Linked DNA regions of Homo sapiens: regions 1 and 3 are each linked to region 2. A link is a contact called in ENCODE Hi-C or POLR2A ChIA-PET data. All regions are on one chromosome and are shown on one strand. The core of a region is the stretch at or near the end of the contact, and the rest is flanking DNA. Distances in the headings are between cores, read along the strand shown.

Evidence for each region. A loop is a pair of places that touch in the nucleus more often than their neighbours do. ChIA-PET counts read pairs that join two places held with the same protein, here RNA polymerase II (POLR2A). Pooled maps may share reads with other maps.
Region 1: a loop to region 2 is called in a pooled map, with 2.4 times the contacts of the local background. The contact joins two enhancer-like sites. A Hi-C loop is called at or near these places in 1 of 168 maps with a recorded cell type or tissue (B cell), 1 of 37 single-sample maps with no recorded cell type and 2 of 50 pooled maps. POLR2A ChIA-PET finds 5 or more read pairs at or near these places in 8 of 52 experiments (B cell, CD4-positive, alpha-beta T cell, GM12878 and 4 more).
Region 3: a loop to region 2 is called in a map of HepG2, with 1.9 times the contacts of the local background. The contact joins two enhancer-like sites. A Hi-C loop is called at or near these places in 1 of 168 maps with a recorded cell type or tissue (HepG2) and 1 of 37 single-sample maps with no recorded cell type. POLR2A ChIA-PET finds 5 or more read pairs at or near these places in 3 of 52 experiments (CD4-positive, alpha-beta memory T cell, H1 and Panc1).

The regions. Positions count from the first base shown.
Region 1 is chr5:56,691,132-56,693,971 of GRCh38, reverse strand. No RefSeq gene overlaps it. Among named protein-coding and RNA genes, the nearest start is that of C5orf67, 86 kb to the right of the region's middle. Within about 2 kb of position 1,436, at least 3 of the 41 ENCODE cell types and tissues checked have a DNase peak (open chromatin) inside an H3K27ac peak, as active enhancers do.
Region 2 is chr5:56,564,498-56,567,197 of GRCh38, reverse strand. The region is part of intron 1 of C5orf67 (chromosome 5 putative open reading frame 67); the gene reads left to right. Among named protein-coding and RNA genes, the nearest start is that of C5orf67, 40 kb to the left of the region's middle. Within about 2 kb of position 1,282, at least 3 of the 41 ENCODE cell types and tissues checked have a DNase peak (open chromatin) inside an H3K27ac peak, as active enhancers do.
Region 3 is chr5:56,636,830-56,639,803 of GRCh38, reverse strand. No RefSeq gene overlaps it. Among named protein-coding and RNA genes, the nearest start is that of C5orf67, 32 kb to the right of the region's middle. RefSeq lists enhancers at 2,048-2,342, 1,950-2,519. Within about 2 kb of position 1,368, at least 7 of the 41 ENCODE cell types and tissues checked have a DNase peak (open chromatin) inside an H3K27ac peak, as active enhancers do.

The DNA of each region.
Region 1 (2,840 bases), core at 187-2,686, 130 kb before region 2:
CAGCTGCAGGACAGGCACTTTGCCCTGAGATTTATGTAGAACATTCCCCTTGTTTTCCCACAATGCACTCCTCATAAAGGGGCTTCCTTCCCAGAGCATGTGTAAACTGAGGTCAGAGTGTTGATTAACCATTGAGGTATCCACTTTCAATCCTGTGTTGTGTATGGCAGCGTAGGGGACAAAAAGGAAGATTGCTCATTTATTTATTTGTTTATTTTATTTATTTATTTTTTTGAGACAAGATCTCGCTCTGTCACCCAGGCTGGAGTGCAGTGGCACGATCATGGCTTACTGCAGCCTCAACCTCCTGGGCTCAAGTGATCCTGCTGCCTCAGCTTCCTGAGTGGCTGGGACCACAGGCGTGTGCTACCATGCCTGGCTAATTTTTTTAAGTGTTTTGTAGAGATGGGGGTCTCACTATATTGCCCAAGCTGGTCTCAAACTCCTGGGCTCCACCTCCCAAAGTGTCGGGATTACTGTCATGAGCCACTGTCCCTGGCCTAGTTTTTTCTTTATAGTTTAGATTTTCCCTCTGATAATTCTTCGCTTGCTATTTTTCAAATGTAATGGCAGCCTGGGGACTGGTGGGCGAGCGGTGGGGGTGCAGGATGACTCACCCAGGAGTCAAACCGAAGATCTCAGAATGTCTCTCTTATTTGTACTCTGATAAAGGCAAGTTCAGTTCATATTTATGAGAGAGTACCATAATAAAAGCAAACAAACAAAACAACAACAACAACAAAAAAAAACAAACAAAAAAACTCCCCAAAGCCAAAAAAACATTAAATCAACCTTTAAGTTCCGGTGTGGTGCAGCAGTCCTAATTTACCCTTTGTGATTTCTTTTATGTCTTGCTTCCAAATGGCAATGAACATGTCTTTCCACCACTCTGGGGAGGAAATAAGAAGTTACTCACAAAGACAGGTGGGGCTCAATCTGCAGAGCCAGGACACCTTGGACCTTGGCTGTTACAACCCAAAATACCTTTTTCGTTGTGTTTTAGATCTATACTTGTTTAAAAGTTGTTTTTAACTCATCCTCTGGGGAGCTCGGGTGATGGGGAAATAACTATTTCAACAGTTTGACCCTCTCGCATGCCCATCTTGGGAACCAGACGGCTGGGCTTGGCCAAGAATAAATGGAACTTGAGTTTCAAAACCTTCCTACCCAGTAAAGTTTCAAATTTGTAGCCTTTGAAGACAGAGAAGATGTGAAATGTAGCAAACTGCGTTGGACATTAACCAACAATTGTTTGGAGAATTCTCTTGCTTTTTTGGACAAGAAACCCTTGACAGCCATGATTTTAAAAATCCTTCTTTATAATCTTCTGGGTAACTGGGACTGTACGACCTCTGAAACCCTCTTATCTGCCTAAACATTCTTTGATCCACCCACCTTAAGCAGAACAGGAAAAGGTTTTGTTTGGTTTTGTTTTTAGGCGTTGTCGCACCCTAATGGAAACTTTTTAGGTTGTGTATTAGACTGGCCAAATTAAAAACATCTAAATACAACACCTCAAAACGTGTTGTTTATAATTCAGTGTGGAAATGAATAGAAAGTAAATTCAGCTTTGGGTTAAAAAAAGTTTTAACAAAAGTTATCTCAGTTGAGGAAACTCCATTCTGTTAATTTGATGTTCTCGTCCTTTCCAATCTCCTCACTCCCTTTTTGCTGTCGTTTGAAATCATAATCCATTGAAATCAACTAAATCTATTAAAATCTATCAAATCAACTTCTGATAACTGTTAAAATTCTTTTGTCATGTTAGGACTTCAAAAATGGCATCAGTTCAGTTACTTTGCTATTATAACCCCTTTGCGGGTAGGGAGATTAAGAAGTAATATGTAGAACAAAAGAAGAAACCACACAAGAGATGAAGAAAATTAAATTAATTTCCAGCTATGTTGTAATCTTAAGAGAAAGCAAAATGTACCTCCTAAATGAGTATCTATATATTCCATATATATGTATTTACACACACACTCACACACACACTCAATTTCCTTGGAACAGAAAATTATCAAGAGAATTTGAACTTTTAGTCAATTATCATTTCCCCAACATATGGATACCTTGTGATATATTCTTAAATAGAGGTGCTATTAGAATTTTTGGAGCTAAGTTATACTGAAAATATGACCAAACTTTAAAAAATACATAAGAATGAAGGAAATGAAACTGAATACTTACTAGGACTTCTGAAGCCTACTCTGAATTAAAATGAGGTAGAAAAAATAAACTATAGTTGCCAGGTGAGGACTCACATTGTCTCACTTGGAAATGGGGACATGAGCCCTTGGTACAATCATCTTTTTATCACTGGAAGAATTAAAGGACTTCCCACATCAGTTACTCTTTGATTGTTCCAAAACCCAAGTCCAAGTTCCTGTAATGCCTGGCAGTAACTTCTTCTGACCCAAAGTAAAGGTTAGTAGAACATAGCATTTCCAGGCTGTGATGTTAGAGGCACAAATATGACATGCTAATGTTACTTTTTAAACGTTACTCTAAGAAAAGATTTAATCTCTGCACTATTACTTGTGTTACTATCTACTGATGTAAAGAAAGCCATGACTTCTAGATTGGTGGATGGATTTTGGTGACAATCTTGAATTAGAATCTTGGCTTTACTACATTTTCATTTTGTGAACCTAGGCAAGCTAACTTCTCTGAGACATAGTTTCTTGCCTGTAAAATAGGTATAATAATAACCTCTAATGGGGTTTTGTGAGGATGGAGTGAGAAAATAGGTAAATCACCTGCTTAGTAGAGATCATTCCCCCATTGTCCTTTTCTAGGACTCACAGGTTTTTAAATTGCTAACATTAAGGATTCTCACA
Region 2 (2,700 bases), core at 33-2,532:
CTCTTCTACAACAGGAGTGTGTTATCTCCTTGACCTTAACAAAAAACCTTTTTTACATTTTAACTCGTCTTCATTATTTATTCTTATCCAGTGTCACCTGTCTATGCTTCAATGCAGTGTGACACATGTCAGCAGAAATACCGTACATCCTTCACAGAGGAGATACTATTTAAGCTGACTCTTTAAGGACGAGTGGGTCTTTCCTCCGGCATACAAGGCAGAAAATGTCACTCTAGGCAGAAGAATGAGCACATTCCAGGAAGGGAGGAATAACACGGTCGGGGAAGATGTATAATTCACTGTGACGGGAGCCTCAGGTGTTCTTGGGAAGAGCAGGCAAGGAAAGCGGGGAGGCAAACAAGAGCTGTGCATGGCAAGGAGGGACCTGTAGCCTGTCAGGTATAGATATGATGTCTCTCTGTTGTCTCTCTACATCCTAACAGTGGCAACTGGGCCCTTCTAAAAAGAGGAGACAGAGAAAAGGCTATTGGATCACAGAATGCTCCTGGTCTTGCAGTCATACCTGAGCTTTGATCATTGGAATTGCTGTGGTCATTATGACTTGTCGTACTCTGCTCTGGCTGTCTATTCTCCAGTTTGAGCTTTGGCTCTCAGTCTTATTCTGTGGGTAGGGCCACTGACAGTCACAAAGTTTTGCAATAGAGATGATATCTCGGCCATGCTCAAATGGCTTCCCATCCTCCTAGAATAAAATGCAAAGTCCATACCAGAGTCCCACATGATCAGGCACTTGCCTGCTTCTCTGATATCATCTTTTATTATTTTCCCCATGGCTTCTCATGAGGACTGGTCTTGCTGTTCCTCCTGAATGCCAAGCATGTTCCCACCTGTTAGCCTTTGCATGTGCTATTTCCATTACCTGAGACATTCTTCTCCCAGGTGTCTACATGGCTTGCTCACATCATTAGGTCTGGGTTCTAATGTCATCTCCTTAGAGGGATTATCTCAGACCACCTTATCTAACAATAACTCTCTGTCCCTTTAGCTTACTTTATTTTTCTGCATGCCACTCATCACTGCCCAATATTAAACTATGCATTTCCTTATTTGTCTTTGTCCTTCTCTCTTGTTAGAATGTAAGCTTCATGAAGGGAGCAATTTTGTCTGTCCTGTGCATTGCACATAAATCAGTGCCTGACACATAGCAAATAATAAATATTTGCTGAGTGAATGAGTGAATGAATGGTCTAGCCCCTAATCCCTTGAAGAAAAGAGGAGGGTGCAGGGCAGAGTGATCTTGGCAGGAGGAAGTGAAACCCAAGAGAACACACATTTGCAGCACCATCCCTCAGCCACAGAGTCAGAAACGATCATTTTGCTGGCTCTGAGACCTTCCCAACAACTATTACAAGGGCTCCAGGGAGCAGGTCATTGCACAGACCTTCGCTTTCTACAAAGTAGCCTTGGGCGTGCTCCACATAGTTTAAAGCCTAAGCATCAGTTTTTGCACTGTGTTTGTCAAGGAACAAGACCTGAGTGGAAAGATTGCCAGCTCCCACTGAATGCAAGCTGAAATCATGGTGAGAAAAAAAAATGAGAGGAAAGGATTTAGATGTCTAGACCTTTTCCATTTGGAAATGGGGCTTTTCTCTTGCTCAGTCTTTTCATCATAGAGTCAGAACTTCCTGAGCTTTGCAGATTCCCCGCTCAGGCCTCGCTGCTCCTCATTGGTGCTGCAAAGCTCCTAGGAGTCTGCCTGTCGCTCATTTATAGGAAAAGACCTGAGGCCACCCTTGCAGTTCATTACACACTAGCTGTGCTCTCTGGACTTGGGTTTCCCTGCAAGCCCTTTGCACAGCTCCACTCAGCTTTCCATGATTAGAAGTCCTGTTTGCTGCTTACACCCTTTCACTGTTTACAATAAATAGACTGAGGCACTTAAGGCTTCTCATGCTCCATTAGCTATGCGGATTTGACACAAGGATGGGTGAGACTGGTTGCATAGCATGGAGTTGGGTAATAGGAGAAAATGCACCCCTTCTCCTCCCCTGAGATGAAATTTCAGTTGTTCCCACAGTATGTTTTCATTGTACAGTAGATGCAAGAGCTCCAGCTAGTGTGAGAACCGAGCTCAGATAAGAGAAACACAGTGATGGCACGGTTCCTGCAGGGCTCCCATGCTATTTTCTCAGCATTACGGAAACCCAACAATGTCTAAACAGCTGACCTTGTGGTGTGTTGGTAGGTTTGCACAATTCCCAGGGGTCATATTAGCATATGCATTTCAAGGGAGAGATCAAGTCAACTTTGGAAAAAGCAAGACGTCGGTACATTTAAAACTCACCTTCCATCTACATTCTCCCTGAACCACAAGAGAGCAGTTACTAAAGTATCCCTGGGCATAAGGCACGACTGGGTCACAGTGATGCAAGTAGCTCAATTTGCAGTAGCCCATAGAAGCCTTTTTTTTTTTTTAACTGTCATTGGTCTATTTGCTTTTGTATCTCCCAGAATTTGTTTGGAAATAGCCCCTGGATGCTTCACTGTCTTGCATCAGCCTCTTTATTACTCTGGAAAATATTAGTTAGAGTGGCTCAGTTGCTTGTCAGCAGGGAGTAATCATTCCTCATTAGCTGGGGTGGAGTTCCCTGGTGGTCTTTTAAATTTTTTTCCTATTCATGCAATATCCCCACATCTCCCATCTCATGTTGTAATCTCTCTGGTTACATTAAGCTTGTA
Region 3 (2,974 bases), core at 119-2,618, 73 kb before region 2:
GCTACATAAAATTTTGTGTTCGGAGTTGTGAGCCACACACAGAATGAATGAGAGTCCCTGCTCTCAAGGAGGCTTAGAGAAGCACGAGAGATAAGACTAAGCCCAGATACTGATAATAAAACAGGGAAATGATAGTGCCAGGGAAGCACAAAGTTCCCCTGTTACTTCAGATGGACTAACAAGAATATACCCAGCTGGAGAGGCTGAAGGTTGAGCTCACCAAGGAAGTGAAAATTTTGAACTTGTCTTTGCATGTATTCATATAGTTATTAACTTGACAACTGATTTAAGCACATACTAAAGACCCTCTTTTAGAGAGGTATCACAGAACACAGCATGTGCAGTTTTTGTCTTTAGGAACTTACTGTCTAGCAAGGGAGAGAGCCACCCCACTGATGACTGCACAAATCATTACTTAATGACAGGAGGGGTAAGTGTTATGAAGGAAAAGCACAAAGGATGTGAGAGTGTATAATAGGGAGACACTATGGAGTCTGCACCAGAGGGATTAGATTTGAATATACTGAGAGAGAGTGGGTAGCAGGGAGACCTTCTAGGTGGAAGGAAGGAGGAATAGAGCTGCACAGTAAAGCAGTCTAAGCTGGGCTGGAAGGGAAGACAGGAAAGGTAGACTAGTACCAGCCCTAGGAGGGCCTCTTCAGACGTCAAGACTCTAAAATTGATTTGTTAGGGAATGGAAAACCACAAAGGTTGAGGTAATCAAGAAGAACACTTGTGACCCAGTTGAGAACAAGGCCACGTGAGAATTACGTAGCTCTTGTTTTTGTACATAAAACCATGCTGGTCCCTGTGAGAGGCAAGACAAGACAAGATCAGCAGGAGAAGGGTTGGACGCATGGTACCTTTCCATGGAAATCCTGTCTGGGGTTCATGACCCAGAGTCTTGGTCTGTTTGCTTGTCTCACAGTGCACAAGAGGCAAGAGCTTAGAAAGCAGATCAGGGAAGAGTGGGGAGGAAGGTATTTGTGCATCCCTGTGGGGGAAAGGTGGGCACTTCCCAGCACAGCCCGGGACAGTGCGAGGAATGGCACAGAGGAACACTCTGCTTTTTGGTTCACAGTATGGCCAGGACAGAAATGAGACCTTTCTCTACATCCTGAGGTTTTATTTTCTTTGTCTTTCTCAGGTGGAGCAGTTAGGTCAGGCCAAGCCTGGCCCTGTTCTGATACAGCTCACCTAGCAGATTTGAAGTTAGACTATTTACAACAAGAAGAAGGCATGCCCTGCCATGGCAAAACCTCACCAGGTCTCCCTGTATGATTCTTGAATGTCTTCTTTAGCAAGGTTACACCTGGCACACAGACCCTATCAGCCACTGACTGCATTCCTTACAAACCCAAACCCATTGGTGGGCAGAGCGGGAAGGTGGCTGGCCACCATCCAGACAGTAAACAATAGAGGCAATTATTATGCAGCCATTAATCTTGTCAATTACACATTAACCCAGGCTGTGTGTAAACAGGAGCACAATCCTCATTCTTTTTCTCTGCCTTTCTCAATGGCTTCCCACCCCACCTCCTCAGAAAATAAAAAGGGACTGCATTCTACCACATTCTCAATATCATCCTTAATTCCACTTTTTCACTTATGGAAACAATCATACCAATCTGGAAATTCCTTTAACCTGTGTATCGATTTTATCTTTTTGTGTGTGTGTGTGATTTCTATTACATATGATACTCTGCTGAGTGCTTGGGAAGCTGATTTTGCTGTTTTCTACAAATCTATGGTTCCTTTTTCACTTTGAACTCCCCAGTTGAAAAGGCTATATTCATATATATTACCTCATGAGGTAATATAATGATTGATAGCACAAATTTATTACATGTTTTGAAGTCGCTTTCTAATATACCTGGATAAGGATCTATTTCCTATTCATCTTCATCTGGGTAGATGCCACCCAAAGACATCCTTGTCCACTTAAAAACCTGTAGCAGTTGGCTTTGTGGTCAAAGGAGATTTTTGTTTTTTAAAGTGAGGAGCAGTTCTGGAAGCAATTAGATCTGGCATTGTTCAGGGCAGATGGTGAAGTGGGCAGAGATTCTCTTCAAAGCCTCTAGCCTTTCATTTTCCTGTGCTCACTCTTCCTTTAGTACACTTGACCTCTCCTTTCCCTCCTCCTCCTCCAAAGCCATCTCTAAGAAATGGCCCACGTCAGTCATTTATCTCTTCCTGGGCATTAAAGAGTCTGGGGAATGCTCATTCCTGCTGTGTTTTCACTGAAAGCCTTATCTTTAATTGTGGAATGAAAGGAATTTCAGGTATTGGATCACAGCTCAAAGTTCAAGTTTTTAACGTTCTATTCACATAGCAGTCAGGAAAAAAAAATCCTTTTTGATTGGAAGGAGGGCAGTTTTCACAGGCCCTCTTCTCAGGCTCTGGTGGTGATCCGTCTCTGTTCTCTCCTCTTTGTGGAGCCATTCTGGAAGACAAGGCTTGAGGTTGGGGTGGGCAGGACAAGTAGCACAGAGATTTCTCAAACGTTGCTGGATAAGGTGTTTGAGACCGATTTCAGTAGAACCCTAATACACATTAGGTAAGATTTCTGAATCAGGAATGTGAGAAAGGTCTGTTGAAACTGGGCATCAATACCCTTTTTCCTTGGGATATGTCAGGGAATTCCCCAAGAGGCTTCAATGTTCAGGGCAGCCCTGCTACCCTATTTTTTGGGTGGTGGGGTGGGAACTTGGAAAGAGGTCTTGCTGGCTGAAATTAAATTAGCATGTTGTTTCGAGGGAGTTGGGAACATTTTCAAGTTGCTGTGCATAAACCTGCGAGCTCATTTTCTCAGATTTGGTTCATGCATATAGGGTGGTACTATGTATTCACTAGAAAGGGTTCAGACTTGTTGCATCTTGGTTCTGTCTCTAGATCTAGGATAATGCATTTATTCCAAAACTTAATTTTGGTAAAACGAAAGAATCAACTAGGCAATCACTGAGGTTCCTTCTAG